Regions from separate parts of the Homo sapiens genome. Here regions 1, 2 and 4 are each linked to region 3. The links are chromatin contacts, found by Hi-C or POLR2A ChIA-PET in ENCODE. All regions are on one chromosome and are shown on one strand. Each heading gives the region's core, a stretch centred on a gene start or an enhancer-like site at or near the end of the contact. The rest is flanking DNA. Distances are from core to core; before and after follow the strand shown. Region 1 overlaps ASB4 (ankyrin repeat and SOCS box containing 4). Region 2 holds the start of ASNS (asparagine synthetase (glutamine-hydrolyzing)). Region 3 holds the start of SEM1 (SEM1 26S proteasome subunit). Region 4 overlaps ASB4 (ankyrin repeat and SOCS box containing 4).

The links. A loop is a pair of places that touch in the nucleus more often than their neighbours do. ChIA-PET counts read pairs that join two places held with the same protein, here RNA polymerase II (POLR2A). Pooled maps may share reads with other maps.
Region 1: a loop to region 3 is called in a pooled map, with 7 times the contacts of the local background. The contact joins the enhancer-like site here to the promoter of SEM1 in region 3. A Hi-C loop is called at or near these places in 1 of 37 single-sample maps with no recorded cell type and 2 of 50 pooled maps. POLR2A ChIA-PET finds 5 or more read pairs at or near these places in 1 of 52 experiments (H1).
Region 2: a loop to region 3 is called in a pooled map, with 11 times the contacts of the local background. The contact joins the promoter of ASNS here to the promoter of SEM1 in region 3. A Hi-C loop is called at or near these places in 1 of 37 single-sample maps with no recorded cell type and 10 of 50 pooled maps. POLR2A ChIA-PET finds 5 or more read pairs at or near these places in 1 of 52 experiments (common myeloid progenitor, CD34-positive).
Region 4: a map with no recorded cell type shows a loop between it and region 3 (6-fold over the local background). The contact joins the enhancer-like site here to the promoter of SEM1 in region 3. A Hi-C loop is called at or near these places in 2 of 37 single-sample maps with no recorded cell type and 1 of 50 pooled maps.

What each region holds. Positions count from the first base shown.
Region 1 is chr7:95,500,226-95,502,982 of GRCh38, forward strand. The region is part of intron 2 of ASB4 (ankyrin repeat and SOCS box containing 4); the gene reads left to right. Among named protein-coding and RNA genes, the nearest start is that of ASB4, 16 kb to the left of the region's middle. RefSeq lists a silencer at 532-826 and an enhancer at 1,125-1,174. Within about 2 kb of position 1,411, at least 2 of the 41 ENCODE cell types and tissues checked have a DNase peak (open chromatin) inside an H3K27ac peak, as active enhancers do.
Region 2 is chr7:97,871,046-97,873,745 of GRCh38, forward strand. ASNS (asparagine synthetase (glutamine-hydrolyzing)) reads right to left here and starts at 1,363. Exons shown (of 13, transcript NM_001673.5): 1 at 1,306-1,363. All of the region lies in intron 7 of CZ1P-ASNS (CZ1P-ASNS readthrough), which reads right to left. RefSeq lists silencers at 1,085-1,194, 1,505-1,594 and an enhancer at 1,244-1,959.
Region 3 is chr7:96,708,115-96,711,128 of GRCh38, forward strand. SEM1 (SEM1 26S proteasome subunit) reads right to left here and starts at 1,732. Exons shown (of 3, transcript NM_006304.2): 1 at 1,574-1,732. The coding sequence starts at 1,649. RefSeq lists enhancers at 1,547-1,746, 1,917-2,006.
Region 4 is chr7:95,524,884-95,527,629 of GRCh38, forward strand. All of the region lies in intron 2 of ASB4 (ankyrin repeat and SOCS box containing 4), which reads left to right. Among named protein-coding and RNA genes, the nearest start is that of ASB4, 40 kb to the left of the region's middle. RefSeq lists an enhancer at 2,624-2,746. Within about 2 kb of position 1,433, at least 3 of the 41 ENCODE cell types and tissues checked have a DNase peak (open chromatin) inside an H3K27ac peak, as active enhancers do.

The sequences.
Region 1 (2,757 bases), core at 161-2,660, 1.2 Mb before region 3:
AGAAGAAACTTACTAGAGAAATGTAGTAGGATTACTGGACTTATAAAAGATGCCATGTGGCTAGGAGCCGTGGCTTATGCTTGTAATCCCAGAACTTTGGGGAGGCTGAGGCAGGAGGACCTTTTGAGGCCAGGAGTTTGAGATCAGACTGGGCAACATAGTGAGACCACATCTTTACTAAAGGAAAAATAAATTAACCAGGCATGGTGGTGCATCTGTATTCCTAGCTACTCGAAAGGCTGAGGCAGGAGAATTGCTTGAGCTCACGAGTTTGAGGCTGGCTGCTGTGAGCTATTATTGGACCACTGCACACCAGCCTGTGTGACAGAGCAAGATCTGTCTCAAAAAAAAAAAAAAAAAAAAAAAAAAAAGCCATGATCTTTTCAACCTGCGGAAATGAAGGGGAAGAAAAAATTCAGCCCAGCATATTCTCCTTCTTCTTTGGTTCACTTGTTAAAAATGAGGCTGTATCCCATATTCTCTGGATTTCATCTCATCTCAACTTCTGAAAGACTGGAACCTTTCAGTTATCCTGTCTCATACATCTTCAACTGTTATTTCTATGAATCACTTACTTTGGCACACAAGGTTTTCCTCTGATCTCCAACTGTAGATAATAGTGACCTGTGACCTCCCTCCAGCAATTGTGCTCTTCTTCGCTTTTGCAGCCTCCCACTTAGGAAGGAAGCTACAGGGACAAGGTTAGGCATAATTTGGAGCTTACTCACATTTTCTATGTGTAGCCATCACCACTCTTCACATTTACTCATTCATTTATGTTTAGATTTAGTTTTTATCTTTATTGATTTTTAAATTTAATTAGTTTAAACATGCAAGCTTTTTATTTTTAAGAGTTTAAGGAATTTTAGAAATTATATATTAATTTAATCATTAACTTTCTAATTAAAACATTTTTTGTCTCACTTTTCGTAATAATGAAATGAAAATGAAAGCTGCCCACTTTACTCTGCATGAAGCAAATCCTGACAGTAGGAGGAAAATTTGTTACTGCAGGAAAGCCATAAAAATTCAAATGTTTCTTAGCAGAATGTAGCATGGGGGCAATGTAAAGGGGGCCATGCCTTTTAAAAGACTGTTCCCTGCTACTTTATCTGACAGTGACACAAGTCAACCACATGTTAGGAAATTCCCTGGTCAATGAAGTGGAACATGGTAAGGCAAGATGTCACTGGCCTTCATTTTAATCCGAAATAGATAGGCCTGCTGGACAGACGCTGCTCTTACCACCTCACCGCATTCCATCTTTTCATCTTAATCATAAATAAGAACACTTAAGATCTACTTTCAACAAATTTCCAGTAAACAATGCAGTGTTACTAACTATAGTCATCCTGCTATACATTAGATCTTCAGAACTTATTCATCATCCGGTGTAACTGAAACTTTGTTAACTTTTTACATTGTGGCCTTTTCATGTGACTTCATCAACCACAAACTGACAGAGTGGCCAACCTTTCACTCCCTAGAGGTGTCACCTTTCCCAGCCGGTACAGTTATTCCCCATCTCTTTTGTTCTTGTCAACAGAGGGAGACTACCTAGAGATGAGAAGGAAGAAAGAGGTAGGGGGAAGCTTGGGCAATGCTTGTAGGCTGACACTAATGAATTAGGCTTATAAGAATCAAGGAGAGAGAATAGAAGTCCATTAAAGATCCACTTACTCTTTCAAGCCATGTCATCAAAGGCCGAATTCACAAAGAAAATAGAGATAAATTAGAGAAAGCAAAAATGTTCAACTTCAGAAGGGCAAACACCATAAAATTAAAAGGCAATCATAAAACTGGGGAAAATATTTGAGACTATATGACAAAGGGCTTACTATACGCAGAAGTTTTTCAATTAAAGTAATGAGGCTAACAACTAAAAAAAAAAGAGAGAGAAAGAGGTAAAAAAAGAAAAAGAACAAAACGACCAAGAACAGGAATATTTAAGGGAAAAAAAAGAAAAATCATATAAACAGCAAATAAATATATGACATAATGATAGCCTTCATTGGTAATCAGTAACATGTCAATTAAAATGACAATTAGCTATTTTGTTGTTGTTTGTTACGTTAATAAGCATACAAAAGATAATACATATATGACAAACACATAGGGAAGTGCTCTTACACACGCTTAATAGAATGTAAATAGGTACCAGCCTGCGGGGGGGGGGCAAATTGATAACACATATCAAAAGCTTAAAACTTTCTTGTAACTTAGAAAATTCGCCTCTAGGATTAGGGACCAATTCTAGGCAGGAGACCATTTTACCCAGGGCTGTCATTTACTTAGGGCCTCAAATTCAGACTTTAGATGTTATCTCTGAACTAGGTTATACCTAAAGTCAAAGAGATAACTGGGGAGAAAGAAAAAGAAAGACACTGATCATGTAACTTAGAATTGTGCTTGGTCACATGACCTGCAGTACACTAGAAATTAGAGACTTTCTCCTAATTCTGTAAGAGTTTTCAGAATAATGCAGTTAGAGTATATTTTACTTATTTTACCTTATATTTTCATCTTAGAAGTTTTGATTGGTTAAGAAAAACATTTAAAATGTACCACAATTGAAAATATATAGATAGGCACTTTTAATTTTTAAATGTATTTAGAGTCTCAAAAAATTGCTTGATTCCTATTTGCCCTCAGAGAGTCATTTATATTACTGAAAAACTGAAAAATGCTTACATATCTAATAGAAAATTTCATGTTGTTACCGCCATACCATGCAGATATTTAAAATGATGTTTAAAG
Region 2 (2,700 bases), core at 113-2,612, 1.2 Mb after region 3:
ATAAATATATATGTAAGCCACATATGTAATTTTAAATATACTAGTAGCCCCATTAAAAGAAAAAGGTGAAATTAATTTTAAATAAACTTAACTCAGTATGTCCCAAATAGTAACATTTTAACATATATGTAATCAATATAAAATATTATCGAGCAGATATTTTACACTGTTCTTCCTACTCCAACGACAAAATCCAGTGTATTTAACACAATACATCTCAGTTAGGACTAGCCAGCACTTCAAGTGCTCAACAGTTACAGGTGGCTAGCGCCTACCGAACTGGACATGGCAGTTTCAGTGCATTTAATTTCTATTCCACTTAGTGCTACTTACAACTTCACCCTCTCCCTTTACTTTTATATTAAGATCTCAGTAAGTAACCAACTACAGACAGGTTCAAGCCCTACTTTACCTCTAATTACTCTTACAGCAATGCTATGAATCATGATTTAAAATTTAAAAAAAAAAACTGCTGTTAAATTATTAGTCAAGCGCCCAGGGCAATGGACAGTAAAGAAATAATGTAGGCCACGGGCCGAGATGAAAACTGTCCTTTTTATTTAAAGCTATAACAATCATCTGAAGCCAGCCCTGCAAAATGACAGCCATTGAAAAAGGCATGCTAGTTCTTTTGCCTTTTTCTGTACTTGGTCGCCTGTGTCCCTAAACAGACCTCTTCTCGGCAGGGTTTGCTCAGCAAGTCACTTGATGAGTCTTGCAGTCTACAGAGACAGGTGGGGACTGGTGGGGATGGCGGGGTGAGAGGGGAGGAGGAGGGTGAGCGGTCCAGGTGAGGAGGGGGGCAGTTGAAGGTGAAAGCAGACACCGAGACGGTGATAAGGCCGCAGTCTCTTCCTAGATCAGGACCACGCGACACCTGACTGCGCCCTGGCCACGAGCACGATCCGACCCGTCCGCCGCAGGGACCCGGACCGCGAAAATGTCCACAGGCTTCGACGCCACATAGTAAAAAAAAGTACACATATAACATTTACAGGGGCTCAAACTGCCGCTGCCTCCTCTCCGGAGCGGTCCGGCCTGCCGGCCGCGGTTCCCTCTCGATGCTTCAGGGAACCAGGACAGAAAGGTCCTTCCGCTAGCTGTCAGGTGCGTAACAATCGCTAGGCGTCCGCCCCGCCCTCCCTACCGCAGGAGCCGCAGCATCAGCAGGCGCCCGCGAACCGCGTCTGCCGGGTGCCAGGCTGAAGACCGCATCCTCCACCCCTTCCTTCCGGAGCAGCCCCAGGGCACGCGAGGAGGATGCTGGCGCGGGGCGCAGGGCACGGGGCGCAGGACCCGGCTCACCTGGGCGTAAGCAGGTCAGGGTGATGTGGCGGGCTGAGGCCAGGGATGTGGACAGCTTGACGGGCGGCGAGGCCGCTGGCGCTTATACCGACCTGGCTCCTGTAACGCGTGCGGGAAGTTTCATCATGCCTGCGAGGACCAACCAGCGCGCACAGGGGCGGGGCCGCGGGGTGTCCGGGGCGGAGCAGGACTAAGTGGGGCGGCGGAAGGGCGCAAGGAGGAGCTCTTTTGTTTCCAGCGCCTTGCGTCTCAGTGCGCCTGTTTAAGGATAGCCTCAGAGCTCCGCCCAGGCTACCTGCTGTTCTGACAATTAGGGAGGCTTCTGAACTTGGTTTGTTCTTCGGGAAATCATCACCGTTTTTTTGTTGCACTGCCGTCTGATTTATTATGCAGTGCAGAGAAAAGCTTGTCCTAAGAAACTGATGCGTGAGGCCTAAAATGTCCTTATAAGATCTATTAATAAATCGGGGCCAGGAGCGGTGGCTCACGCCTGTAATCCCAACACTTTGGGAAGCCAAGGCAAGAGGATCACTTGAAACCAGGAGTTCAAGACCAGCCTGGGAAACACAGCGAGATCACATCTCTATAAAAATTGGTGGCACACCATGGTAGTCCCAGCAACTCAGGAGGCTGAGGCAGAAGGATAGTTTGAGCCCAGGCGTTTGAGGCTGAGGTGAGCTCAACTCCAGCCTGGGCGACAAAGGGAGACCCCCATCTCTAAAACAATAAAATCTAAATCTAATTGATACATGAAGCCAAAATACATCAGTGGTCCTTAAACATTTTAAGTACAAAGATTCCTTTTAGAATCTCAAAAAGGATTTTGTCAACTTGCCTCCACAAGATGATTATGTGCTTTTAAGTATCTCTTTGATGAAGAAAAGACATCACGATTTTTAAAAAGTATCATAACACTCTTAAATCGTATTTTACTAATTACATCAGCACCGAAATAAATTGAGAAATAGTAAAATTATATGTGCACGACCTACTAAGATCAGACTACAGTCAATGCTTGGAGAGCATGCAGGTTTGATATCCCCATACAACGCATTCCTGACTAAATCAAAAACGTCAACAATTTAAAATCCCTAAGAACAGAAGATGGAGTAGTCGCTTAGTAGTTACAGGCAAGAGCAAAGATGAGAGATGACTTGTTCTAAGGTTCATTGTTGCTGGAAAGTTTTCAGTATCAAACAGACTTTGCTGTATCCTAATTGACGTACTTTAAACCTGAGAGCAATGTGGGAAAGTAGGTCTTCTATCTACATTTTACAAATGAAAAAATAAGACTCAGAAAAGTTGAGGGATTTATCCAAACACAGCTTCACAACAGTAGAGAACTGAGTCATAATCTGTGTAAACCCAGAGCCCATTTCCCGTAGCATCTTGCCT
Region 3 (3,014 bases), core at 482-2,981:
AAGTATTAAGTTTGAGTAAGAAGTAGATCCTACCTTCAATAGGCCAGCTTTCTACGACACAGCTCTATGTTGGCGGATTATGAAGCAACTTGAAAGCGAGCTAAAGAAAACATGACTGAATAGATAAATCCATTACCAAAACAAAAAACTAAGAATGCCTACAACACATAATTAATTCCAGAACTGAAAAGAAATGTGCTTTGGGTTAGTTTACCAGTTTCTGTAGCATGTACACTAATGTTCTCTTCCACTAAACAAAGTAACAGTACATTATAAATAGAACAAATGTTCCAGCTATGTGGTTTTATGCACAATAGGATCATCATAGGGTATACAACTTGGGACAATTTTAGTGAAGTAGTAATTGCTTGATGCAACAGGATGTGTACCCCATTAACCACAATTCTCTTTCTACCACCTTCAGAAAGTAATCTCCTTTTCTTATAAGGTAAATATTTACAAATCCTACTCATCAACCATCAGCCAATAAAGCAGCCTATTTTGAAAACCTAACTGGCAACAGCAATCTCACAAACAGAAGCAGTACAGCTGAAGTTAAGAGCTTTGGTGTCAATCAGGCCAGGTTTCCCAGTTCCAGTTCTATTATTTCTAACTAGTTATGAGACATCAGAAGGTTTCTTAACCATTCCGAGCTTCAGTTTATCTGAAGAATGGCAATACTGAGGCCTACTTCTTATATTTATGAAAGTGGAATATGCTATTACAAGTAAAGCACTTAGACAAGTTCCTGAAAACAACAGCCACTCAATAAATGTTAGCAATTTGCTATTATCTACAATGAAAAAACCAGGTCTTTAGTTTTGAAGCTAAAAAAAAAAATGTGTAAGGTTTAGGTTCTTTTAAAAAAATATTTTATTTTTGTAGGGACAGGGTCTCGCTATGTTGCCCAGGCTGGTCTTGAACTCCTGACCTTATGTGATCCTCCTGCCTCTTCCTCCCAAACTGCTGCGATTACAGGCGTGAGCCACCACACCCGGCAAGTTTTAGGGTCTTATAAAGCATTAAGTTAGGTCACAGTTAAGTGATCAAAATGGTGAGGAACAGGAATGAGGCAATAATGTGTATTAAGCACCCCGTATCTTACCCTCCTATCCTACTTAATGAGGCTTCATTTGTAACATCCTAAAAGTTAAGCAGCATTGGCGTAACTACTGACAATTCAATTCTGGAAAGGTTTAAAGACAAAGAAAGACTGCTAAAACAAAAAGAAAAGGAGGTTATGTAGACTTGAACTAAGTTTAAGTGGTGAGTAACCCAGGTGAACAGTAAATGGACCAACCATCACAGACGCGGGGCTATGGGTCCAGACTCACGGTGGCTCCTCCCAGTGAGGAAGCCGAAGCCATTGGGCCTCACCAGTGAGTCCCAGCGCAACACCCCAAACCCGAATCTGGGGCGCCACTGAGGGGTGAGCGTTAGCGCCTCGAGTGCCGGCCCTGGGAGTCCAAACTTCCCGCCGGTGCCCCCAGCTGGGCCCGAGCACCCAAGCTACCTCCACACGGAGGCCTGAGTCACCGTTCGCGCGACACAGAAACCGGGGCCCAGCGGTTACCTTCGGCAGGGAACTCTTCAAACTCGTCGTCTTCCTCTAACAGACCTAAGTCTACCGGCTGCTTTTTCTCTGACATCTCGACTGTCCGCGCCCAACACCTCCCAGATAAGCAGAAAAGTTGGAACCCTCACTCTTCCTCAAGGAAACGCCACCGTCACTACCGCCTCCGACGCTGACGCTACCATAGAGACTTGGGGAAAGAATACGGGAGCAGCGCGAGGAATGCTGGGATACTGGAGGTCGGCCCAGCGCTTCCTGCGGGGTTAGCGCTTTTTCCGAGTTGTAGAGGTGATTTTTTTTTTTTTTTTTTTTTGGTCTCTACCTTGTTATTCGGACTCTCTGTATTGCCAAAGTTGAGATCCGTGTAGTTTTCCTGACTATAAGAGACTCATAATGTGTAAAACAAACAAACAAAAAAACCCTTAGTTTGCAACCGAGGAAGGAACTCTAGAGAGACTACAGTGTGACTGCAAACATTCATCAGCCCTTCACATACGTTATTACCTCCAGTCCTTAAGCCAGTTCCCTAAAGGTGGTATTAAATGTCTCCACATCACAGAAAATTCAGGTTCGGTAGGAAGCAGCCGAAGTCACTCAGGTAGTTCTAGACAACCGAAATGCAGATTTTTTTGCCTGGCTCCAATCTCCAGACTTTTCCATTAGGCAGTGTTTATAAGGTCTTAGAATTACTTTGTGGTAAAATAGCTTTTTAAATAGAATTTGTGTGGTGTGTATGTGTGTGTAGTAACTCTGGTTTACAGGTTATTATACAGTAATGCTATTTATGGATTTGTGTAACATTTTATGGTGTTCAAAATATATCATTTAGAATTGTTTGAATAGCATTTGAATATCATTTTGAATACAGTAGTGAACTTCATGGAACTCTATATATAATATATGGATGTATATGGATGAATATTATGGAATATACGTACACAAATTGAGTATTATTGTAAATGTTGATACATGTTCCAGATTATATCTATAAATGCCATTCCTTTATTCAACAATGTAAGGTCATACCGCTTACCAGGAGCTGTGCATCAAACATGTATAGACAAGGTCCCTTTCTTCAAGGAGCTTATATGCTGCTCAGAGACATGTAAACAGATAAATCACAATGAAACACAGTAATCCACTTGAATCTGCATCTTAATATTAGTGAGAAATGAACAGAGTGTTTGGGAATACAGAAAATTGAATAACTAAATGTAGAACAAACTTGGCCAAGAACTACAATTAGATGAAATTTTTAAAAAATGTATCTCTTATACTATTTGATTTATATAGATTACTGAAAATAATGGTATCTCACTACCAAAAAAATTATGTCAGGTAATGCATATCTTATTTAGTGTGATTTAGTCATTATACAATGTATTTGTATTTTAAAACATGTGCTCCCAAATATAGGCAATTTTTATTTGTCAATTAAAAT
Region 4 (2,746 bases), core at 183-2,682, 1.2 Mb before region 3:
TTCCTGGGTGGTAACCTGGGATCCAGTCTGTAAGATGGGGGCCTGTTAACAGGAACCCCTCTTACTTTGCTGAGAGTCTTTTTCCTTTTTGCCAAATAAATTCTGTAACCACTCACCCTTCAAAGTGTCTGCGTGCCTAAATTAACCTGGTCATGTGACAAGAACCCAGATTTTCCTGCAACACAGAGACACAGAGAAAATGCCATGTGAAGGTGAAGGCAGAGACTAGAGTGATAGGTCTACAAGCCAAGAACTTCCAGCCATCACCAGAAGGTAGGAGAGAGGTCTGAGGCAGATTCTCCTCCAAAGTCTCTGGAAGAAACCAACCCTAGACACTTTAATTTTGGACTTCCAGTCTCCAGAGGTGTGGGAGAATAAATTTCAGTTGTTTTAAGCTACCCAGTGTGTGGTATTTTGTTAGGGCAGCTCTTGGAAACTAATACATTGTATTTTCACATTAAAAATATATTTCAAAGTTCCCAGGAGTTGATGTTTCTGGTCTCTAATTTATTGAATAAATCACAAAATCTAAAATAAAAAAGTAGCCAAATAATTGTACTTTATATATTTCCTGGAAAAGTTACACTGGCGACACAATTCAAGTATAAAAATAAGGAACTCCTATTCAGAAAAGGAAACCATGTAGCATATCTAGTTGCACCAACAGGTCAAAGATCAATCGTAAATGTCCAAGTACATTAAAAAAGGATGTGGTTTGTTCCAAGTTGGCCTGTAAGAATTTCATCCTGACCCTTTGATTCTCTTCCTTACTGGAAATTCTCCAGCATCTGAAGTGACCCTGCACATGGCTTCTGGGAAGACATTCTCATTCGTTCCATTTCACTCCAGAGCAAAGACGAGCTGACCTGAAATAAGACCTGACCCAGAACTTCTCTAGGGCAGAATACTGATAAACACAGATGGCTTCATGAAAGACCATCTTTGGTTACAATTCTGCCTTCTACAAGTTAGGAATACAGTCTCAGAGTTTACAGAGCAATGTACTCTTGGGTACCTTCCTTGGGGACTGAGTTTGTATAGGATATTGAGCATGCTTGTAGGAGTTTTGGCTTTCTCAAATATGTTCCATATGATCAGGAGATGCCATAAATAAGGGCATAAAGGAACAATACATGGTAAACGGATTTTTTTTAAAGCTAACAAAATGCAATGTTATCTTTCTAGTACTTTCTGGTTTTCATATAGTAAAAGAGAGTAAACTACAGAAAAATTTTCCTTCAGAAAAGTAATATGAGGTGGAATAGAACAGTGATAAGGAATTTCGAAGCCAGTCTGTCTGTTTTCAAACCTTGGTTCAACAATGAGGAAGGGGTCCCCAGTGGGAGAGAGCCCCAGGTGGGGAAGAACAATGAACAGTTGTTCTGAGAAATGGGAAATCACAAGCAATGACTTCTTCCTGGCACAATGACCTTGTTCTGTGCGCACAATGACCTCCTTCAGCACAGCAGCTCCCCCCAGCACAACTCTATAAAACTTCGCTGCAGTTGCACCCTGCCTCTACACAGCCCCTTCTCTGCTGTGCTGCCGGTTGCAACTTTGCAACGCATTTTCATACATACTTTCTCTAATAAATCTGCCTTTCTTTACCTACAACTGTCTTGGTAAATTACTTTACCACCTGTGACACCGGCCCCAGCTAGTTGCACTCGTGACAACTAGCTGGTTGTACTTTTGGCCAATTATTAACCTCTCTGAGTACAAATTTCTTCATCCATAAAATTAGGATTAAAAACTGCACCCACTGCAAAGGATTACTTGGAAGGTTCAATGAGGCAATATATGAAAAGCATTTAGCCCAGAATGTTTCACATGGTTAAGTGCTTAATAAATACTAGTTACTAGCATAATAATAACAATAATAATAATAAGTCTGTACAGACTAATACTTGAAGTAGCTATAAAAAATTCCAGCAGCGCTGATATTAGAGTTGGCCCCCTAAGGGTCATTTGGTTCACCTCATTAAATTAGGCAGAGAAGGAAAATTTCAGCTTCTTGAGTTGACCACTCTCACATTTAACATTTCTAATTAGAAAAACAAAATTCACTTAAGTTTTCTAGTCTGTTAAATAAATGGGTTGGATTAAGTAATTCTAAGGAGCTTTCCAAGTACAAAAAATTCCTATTTCTAACATCCTTTGTCAACCATAAATAAAACATTTTGCAGTCTCTGAATCATTTTCTCTCTTTCAATGAATATTTCTACTATACCAGCTTCTGCCCCTTTTGATGAAAAATATAACCTTTAGGCTAGTTTGGTGACTAAAGTCGTGTGTGTGTGTGCATGTGTATGTGTGTGTGTGCATGCACAGGCATATGTGGTGGTGGTGGTGCTGCGTTCCAAGAAAGCCTCACAGACTTGGGCAGCCCTAATACTGCAATTTCAGTCAAAGGGATGGGAAGTTTCCATACCACTAAAGTTTACTTGCATCAAACTTTTAGGTTTATCTGCTATGAAAGAGAAGAAAAGTATTATTTTGTGGAATATTCTAAACAGTTGATTTTTAAAGAGTCAAGTGTTGTGACATAACATTTGTTTTTAATGATATTAGCAAATATCATTGTTATGTTGATTAAGAAGATTTAGTTGTAGAAATCTCTTGGTATTTCCAAATCCACCTGGGAGTAAGAAGTGAAATTCAGCAACGCTCCAGCATTCTGGCACAAATCCTTCCTTCTCCTCCCCTGGGTACCTTTGCTGGTTGTCCAGGAGATGGCACTGTTGCT